Regions from separate parts of the Homo sapiens genome. Here region 1 is linked to region 2. A link is a contact called in ENCODE Hi-C data. All regions are on one chromosome and are shown on one strand. The core of a region is the stretch at or near the end of the contact, and the rest is flanking DNA. Distances in the headings are between cores, read along the strand shown. Region 1 overlaps RGS2-AS1 (RSG2 antisense RNA 1). Region 2 holds the start of RGS1 (regulator of G protein signaling 1).

Evidence for each region. A loop is a pair of places that touch in the nucleus more often than their neighbours do. Pooled maps may share reads with other maps.
Region 1: a pooled map shows a loop between it and region 2 (6-fold over the local background). The contact joins the enhancer-like site here to the promoter of RGS1 in region 2. A Hi-C loop is called at or near these places in 4 of 50 pooled maps.

The regions. Positions count from the first base shown.
Region 1 is chr1:192,935,205-192,939,198 of GRCh38, forward strand. It overlaps RGS2-AS1 (RSG2 antisense RNA 1), which reads right to left. Exons shown (of 3, transcript NR_126003.1): 2 at 2,097-2,216; 3 at 540-699. Among named protein-coding and RNA genes, the nearest start is that of RGS2-AS1, 11 kb to the right of the region's middle. Within about 2 kb of position 1,632, at least 2 of the 41 ENCODE cell types and tissues checked have a DNase peak (open chromatin) inside an H3K27ac peak, as active enhancers do.
Region 2 is chr1:192,573,038-192,577,440 of GRCh38, forward strand. It overlaps RGS1 (regulator of G protein signaling 1), which reads left to right and starts at 2,736. Exons shown (of 5, transcript NM_002922.4): 1 at 2,736-2,892; 2 at 3,248-3,328; 3 at 3,737-3,798. The coding sequence starts at 2,756. The region is part of intron 3 of LOC105371664 (a long non-coding RNA gene); the gene reads right to left. RefSeq lists an enhancer at 2,581-2,660.

The DNA of each region.
Region 1 (3,994 bases), core at 382-2,881, 360 kb after region 2:
GCGCCTGCTAAGAGGTACTGTACCAGGGCTGTAGGAGAGATCTTGATGGGAAAAAAAGATGCATGATTCCTTAAATCATTTGGAAAAAAATTATTTCATTTCTGTGTTAAAGAAGGTTTATATCTACTTGAAGAGATTCAGTAATGTATACATATAGATTAAAGCAAAAAAGGATAACTGCAGAAAGGCTGATCCAAACCAAGTGCAATACATAGACTAAAGGAAGTCATTTTGCCTGGTGGAATGTTGGAAGGCTATCTCAGGTAATAGGATTTAGACTAGATTAAAAGGATCAATATATTTTCATTAAATAGCAGTGCAATAAACAGTTATTTTCCATAGATGGAATAGTGTTAGTAAAGATTCCTATATGATAAAGAATATGTGTGTCCCAGGAGTTCTAAAACCAGATTTGGTAGAAGCAACAGAAGGAATCATTAGGACTTCTTAATATTGAGAATTAAACAATAAGTTTGCTTCTGGCTACAAGAAGTAGAATCTCAATTTAACCAAATAAAGCCACTTAGTCCAGAGTTAGGTACTTCCAGACATATTTATTCAGTAGCTTCTTAAATTCATCAGGGAAATGCTTTTTCCACTTTAGCTCTACTCTGCCATCCTCACCATGTTAAGTTGAATCTCTCCTCATGTCACCAGGTGGCCTCTGCAGTCTGGCATCACTCCAGGTACCACAGCATCCTATGTAAGAAAAGAGACTGTTTCATCCCTGCATCTCCTTTTAATAATGAAGAGATTTTTTCCAGAAGCTCTCCAGCTGAGTTCTTATCAGCTAGACCTAGATCACATACTCATCCTTACACCAGTCTCTGATAAGACAAAAGTATTACCAAAACTGAGCAGTGTTTTACCTTCGAGGCACAGGAAGAGAAGTCAGGGCTTCGCTAACAAAGAAAAAGGGAGACTGGCTCTTGACTAGGCAACTCACAACGTTAAGGAACCACAGCTATTCCCTGAAGCCTGTTGGAGGAAAAGGTAAAGTAAAGGGCTTCTCTCCCTATTTAGAACAATGGCTCCTTTACAAAGGCTGGGAAGATGGTGGTTGGGAGTTCCTCTAGGCAACAACAGACCTTATTCAATAGATGATGGTTTGGGGTTTGGGCCATGGCACCTTCACATCCTACTCAAATCACTAGGTGGTCAGGTCCATAAGGAGGACAGGAGCAGAGAGAGGCCATAGTTCAAGGTCAAGATTTTTAGAGAAGTTTGTAAGTTCTTCTCTTCCTTCCTAGTGTTGGGCAGGTGAGCCTCATAACATCATTAGGCACCAATCTTAGGCACTCTGAGGGTAGGTCCTTCCCAATTGCATGTCTCTTGCCAGTCATATAATGCAATCCATATATTTAAAGAGTTTCTCAAATCAATTCAAATCTCAAATCAATTTATTGTTTTGTCAATTACTTTATTTCAGAACATGATGTCAGAATTCTTAATACCTCAGTAAAGGTAATGTTTTGGGTAAAGTAACTGTTGCATCCTGCGTCAAGGGCATATAATCTGGGCACCCAAGTCAATTTTCATAATCATATGTTGCTACATTGTCATTTTAGTAAGGAAATGATGATGATGTTTTGTGAAACCACATCTTTTTTTCAGCTACTGTTTTTTACTTTATGATAGGAGGGGAAAAACACAAAAACAGAATGAGTCACTCCATTGCCACCACTTCTCTATCATTTTCCTTCCTGTTTTCCTATTGGAGGTTGCAGTTAAGGTCACTTCTGGACTCATTAGAGTCTCAAATCAGGCTTAGATGAAAGCACTGAGGAGATGTTTTGTCCTTCATTTGACAAATATTTATTCTAGAACACTGTTCCAAAGAATTAAAAATCTAAATAAAATATAGCCATCCAGGCAGCTAGCAGAAAAATAATGAAATAAAAGTACATTTATTGGCATGGAAAGTTGTTCACAATAAAGGAAAATATATATCCATAAGCATTGTTCACTTTTCTGTGTGTATGTGTGAGTAGAGACTGTGTGTATGTATCTATCCAGATATTTTTTTTCATTATTCATGTATATACATAGATATATTGAGCGTGTAGTGTGCTATCTTAAACAAACAAAACACTTGCCTGTAGTTACTCTGTCTTCTAAGAGCTGGTGTAGGGGTGGTAGACAGTGATGTAGAAGGTGGTCAGAATCACAGCTTTCATGCCAGTGGGAGAATAAATCTCTATACTGCTTTCTTTTGCCTACACAAGCCAGTACAAAAGGAGTCTTGCCTAAGATTTTAATCATGTTAAAAGAAAGATTAAAATTTCAAAATTTAGGGTAAGTTTTGCCTAATACATTTTAACTTTAGAGCAATGCACATTTGCATAACAAAAATCTCAAAGAACATAGTTTCTATCTTTAAGGAGCTCTTTTAGAAAAACACAGAGGAAGAAGTCACTGCCTCTACCTGGAGGTACCCAGGTAGGCTCCCTCAAGGAGTTGGTCTTTAAATTGGGTTTTAAATGAAAAGTCCTCAGAAAATAAACAGCACATGTTAAAGCATAAAGGAGCCTGGCAATTCAGTAGGACTGGACCTCAGACAGGGGTGTATGGAGACCCACATATGGAAGGGAGTGTAAGTGGTAGCAAAAGGCTGTAACAGCAAATGGGGCCCAGATAATGAAAATGTAAGCCAGCCGGGCATGGTGGCTCACTCTTGTTAATCCCAGCACTTTGGGAAGCCAAGGCAAGAGGATTGCTTGAGTCAATGAGTTCAAGACTAACCTGGGCAACATAGTGACACCTCTGTCTCTACAAAAAAAATTTTTTTTAAATTAGCTGAGTGTAGTGGCACACACCTGTAGCCCTAGCTACTCAGGAGGCTGAGGCAGGAGGATCACTTTAGCCTGGGAGGTCAAAGCTGCAGTGAGCCGTGATCACACCACTGCACTCCAGCCTAGGCAACAGAGTAAGACCCCATCTCAAAAAAAAAAAAAAAAAAGACAGAAAGAAAAAGAAAAGAAAAAGTAATCATCTCCAAATGAGATTTCACCTTCAACATCATGAAGAGTCACTGAAGATTATATTTCCTTTAACAAAAAAGAACACATAATTTTAAAAGTGTTTTTATGTAAATTTTTGTAATCATAGAACAAAGGATATAGGGAACTAACTCTTTGTTCTTAACCTGAAGCTTTAGATCCTTTAGACTAATTCTCTTGGAGTAGAGCAGCACATCCAAAGTGGGGCTCCGGACTGGGATCAGCCAATAACACATTTCTCACCAGACCAGGGGGAAATAACAGACATAAGAACAATGTAGGGAATTTTGTATAAAACTAAATCTATTCTGTATTTTATTTTAATGTGTGTACATTTAAGGAGCACGAGCACAGTTTTGTTACATGGATAGACTGTGTAGTGGGCTTTTAGTATAACCATCACCTGAATAGTGTACATGGTTCCCTCCTCTCACCATCTACTCATCTCTCACCCCCTCTCACCCTCCCACTCTTCTGAGTCTTTATTCAGTATTTTGAAATTTATTTTTAATGTCTCTCATTAGCAAAACAAAAAGGAAATTGGCAATCCCATGTTGGTGTCCCCTAATGTATTTTTACTTTCTTGTTCATTAAAGCTGAAGTTCAGGGAACTACTGGACTACAGTTGTGTAGTTTCACTAGACGCTGAAACTAGCCAGAAAAAGGAAAATAAGCAGGGCAAAACACATAAAAACAAGCGAGCAATCAAAGAGTTAGAGGAAATTCCAGTGGTCTAGGAGAAAATGTGGAGGTGAAAAAGGAACTGAATTTAATAACAAATAAAGCATTAGTTTCCTGCAAAGTTGAAATAAATATTTTATTTTAAAAAAAGAGACATTGTACATTCTTCTTTTAAATTTTTCGTGCCAAATACCTAGTTTATACTTTGTATTTTTAGAAGAATCATTTGAGGCTTAAAATGCAAGGCGTGTGTATATATAAATGTCTTTCCTTTATGAGATACGTGTCTTCTGCACAGAGGGCTGTAAAAAATT
Region 2 (4,403 bases), core at 1,486-3,985:
TATAATGATGGATACATATCATGATACATTTGTCAAACTCATGGAATGTACAGCACCAAGAGTGAACTCTAATGTAAACTATAGATTTTAGATGATAATGCTGTGTCACTGTAGGTTCATCAATTATAACAAATATTTCACACTAACGAGGTATGGTGCTGGAGGTGGAGCTGGAGGCAAGGTGAAAGGTGGGGAGTTGTGGGAACTCTGTACTTTCCACTCAATTTTACTGTAAACCTAAAACTTCCCTAAAAATGAAGTCCATTAATTTTTCTTTAAAAAAAAAGATAACACTAAGACTACATGAAGTATTCCTTTTCCTAGAAACTCAAACCTAGATGTTTTAGCACAGTTTCAAAGAGGGAAAACTGAAACCCAGATCGTGAGACCCACTGTTTCTTCTACTGACGTTTTTGAAATCCTCTACTATTTCAACCAAAGTCATTGATTCAATAAAGTTACAATTTGACAGTTTATCTTTTCTTAGTGAAGTTTACAAAGAGGGGCCAGATAGTGGCACTCTCTTTAAAATTAATAGGGAACTTTCAATGCCCTGCCATGCACTTGTCACACTTGCTGATACAACTTGACCAAATTTGCCTTGTTCTGGAACACACAGACTTTGGGTGGATGAGCAAACAGCCTCTGAGAGAGCAGCTGCTTTATTGCATGACTAAGGTGACCTCATCAGCCAATTGTGATACAGGAATTTTGAAAGGACTCCCTCTTTCAAGAGTTTATATTTCTATTCAAGTGTGGAAGCATGCAGTTGTAAATGCTTGCGCTTCAAAATGTATATTGGGATAGGGGTAGCAAAATGTTGGGAGCATCAGAGCAGTTCCTAAATACACTACAGGCAAAAACTTATTTTGATCTCAGACCAGAGTTTCTTAACATAGTGTCAAAAAAACACATTATTTCAAAAAACTATTTTCCCTATCTAAAGAGGGTTTAGTTCTTTAACAAGTTAGGAGTCCAACATTTCCCAAACTTACTTGGCCCCATAATTTTTGCTGCTGCTCTTGTTCTTTGGAAACTGTCAGTATATTTGGATGATAATACTAGTGGGCTGTTAAAAATAATTTTTAAATCATTTTACTCTAACATAACTTACTCACAATTATTTAGAGGAGTGAGAGGATACTAGATCAACAAACATGAGCAATGTTGAAGATTTTAACAGGAAATTAAGTATGGACTGAACCACAGGAAGTATACAACCAAATGCCTTTATGTCATCTGTCTTTGAGTTTCATCGGTCTCATTAGGGTCACTTCCAAAGTGGCCAGCTCATCTCACCAGTTATCTTTCTTAATGCCTTATGTTATCTTCCCAACATAAAATGATGCTTGTTACATACAATATAATGAGCTCATTATAATGAAATTAATGACTGTGTATAAGTGAATTTTATAATATTGTAAATGTGTTTTCTTCAAATATTCTTTATCCTGACGATAGAACCAGAACAGAAAAATTAATACTCCCCTCCCTTTTATCAGCTTTACCTAATACCATCAGAAGCTTCACTAAGTAAATGCTTTTTTGTCCTTTTAAAGGAAAGTATTGTCCTTCCAGGGGTAAAATCCAAGGAGGCTTAAGTTAAACTGGGTACTCTATAAATAAGCCACACTTGTTATATAAACTTTTGAAAGCTTATATTTTACTAACTTCTCTATCCTTATAAATGATTAGTCATCTAGTTCCTTGAGTTTTGTTTGTGTTTTAAACTTTAATCTCAATTAAAGCTAAAACTGTTATCTCTCCAGAGATACTGCCAAAATGTGAAAGATCATTACCTAAGAAGTACACATTATTGGTCTATCCAAATAGACTTTTATTTTACCTTGAGCAGTTTTTCCTCTGATACTGTGACCTTGGTATCAGTATGTTTACAAATTATGTCATATTTGTATACAATTAAACATTTATTTATTTATGATTGGTTTTAATTAAACTTTATTTTTTCCTAATATGCAAAATATGCAAAAATCAAAGTTTGATATACTAGTTATATTCTTAATAAATATGAAAATAATATTAAAAACCATGCACCCCTTAAAATCATCCTATGTATTGCCAGTCGATGTCTAGCACACACCTTGGAAAATATTAACATGGAAATTTCCTGCCATGGAAATAAGGGATGAGAATTGGAGTGGGAAAATGTGAAGATAGCCTCTTATAACTTTCCCTCCTATCAGATATGTGCAAAATAATTAAACAAAAATTATTTGTTTACTTTGCCCTGCTTCCTGCAGAAAAGAAGAGAACTCTTAAAATATTTTGATCAGATGAATTTTATAGTCAAGGACTATCCAAAGCATGGAGTAAGATACAACTCTATGTGATGAATTTCTATGTGAGTTTCTATATGATAAATTAATACGCCAAATGAAACAGTTTATTGAAACATGCAACTTTTTTAAAATAAACAAACATCCTCCAGAACCAAAGACTGATGCTGTTAATGCTTTAGACATGTGACATATGTGTGTGTACCTCTGTATGTTTAATTTTCTTTCTTTCTAATCAAGTGACCTGTTCTCGTTTGGTTAAGTTTCAACCACAAGACACCACTGTATGCTTTTTTTTTTTCAAGATACACGTCACAGCACACCAAGAAAAGGGGAACTTCCAGTGTCTGTGGTAACATCACTTGATAAACAGACTCCTTTAAACAGCAAGTGCCTGTCTGCATTCTACTATATAAAGCAGCAGAGACGTTGACTAGCGCATATTTGCTAAGAGCACCATGCGCGCAGCAGCCATCTCCACTCCAAAGTTAGACAAAATGCCAGGAATGTTCTTCTCTGCTAACCCAAAGGAATTGAAAGGAACCACTCATTCACTTCTAGACGACAAAATGCAAAAAAGGAGGCCAAAGACTTTGTAAGTTTGTTCAGAGTCTCACTTTGTGAATTTTAACAAGTTATCTTTAATGGCAGAAGGATTGAGAATGAATGGAAGAGAGTGTGAGCATTTAGTTTAGCCAGATCAGAGGAGTTAATTGCCTGTTGTGAGTAATAAGTAATATTCAGCTGCATTAAAAAATAAATCTTGATATGGCATTAAATTGGGTAGGAGTTTTTCTCTACACAGGCTCATAAAAATGGGTTCTATAGCAAAATGTTGTATCAACCATTTTTAGTATTGCCTTATTCCTTAGAGAAATTTATTCTATGTCTTTTTACAAATAAAATGAATTCTGAAGAAATATGAATATTCACTTTTATGTCTTTTGTAGTGGAATGGATATGAAAGCATACCTGAGATCTATGATCCCACATCTGGAATCTGGAATGAAATCTTCCAAGTCCAAGGATGTGTAAGTACACTAATACACTAAACTATCATTATCATTTACAAGAGAAGCCTATGCATTATCTCTATATCCCAGCAAGGGATAAATACTGCGCACAGTAGACTTCATTTCTTTTAAGTAACATGCCAAATAAAATTAGACTATCAGTACCAATGTAAATTGAATACAAATGTGTACACACACATATTGGACTTTATCTATTTGGATTTTTTCAAATTTTATTGGCAGGTTTTTTTTTTCATAACTATAGTAACTCTAAGGGAAGTTTTGCATTTTGTGAATAAATTTTAACATATTTATTAGAACTACAGTTTCAGTTTGTGAAGTTATCAAAGTGTAACAGCCATTCTTATTTCATTTGTGCTTACATTTTAAAAATTGACTAATGTATGTACATTTTGTCCCCTGCAGACTTTCTGCTGCTGAAGTAATGCAATGGTCTCAATCTCTGGAAAAACTTCTTGCCAACCAAAGTAAGTATAACTATTGAATGTTTCTGGGTTCAGCTAAATACTCTAAAAAATTGAATGGCTTCACTAAATATAGTATTCTGGGTAGGATAGTATGCAAAAGGTTGTATTCTAGTTTGTCTGTAGTTACTGATAACTTCAGCATAGTATGCCTCTTAATAATGCTGACTTAGCACTCAATTCTGCCAACTCCTTTTAGACAAATTTGCCAAGACAATTAGGTATTTTCATAGATCATTATGGAGATAAAATTAAACATTGTGCTGGGATTCTGATATGTAAAAATTTTAAAAGTAAGCCAAATATTTTAATATGTACATTGCCATTTTGAAATCTGCCTAAAGAATGTATTTTTCTACACTTGGATGTAACAAGTATGATTCATTCATTCAATTAATTAAATTATCTTTCATACATTCATCATTCATCTCACCCTTATGTAGAGGACATTGTAGAGGTACCAAGGATTCAAAATCAAAGACAGTCTCTTACTGCCTTGAAGGTGGTTGAGATACATAACATAAATAATTGCATTATTATAACATGATAGTTTTTATGACATAAATATGATAGAAGGATTTTTAAGCACATATAGTCTTGTGGAGATT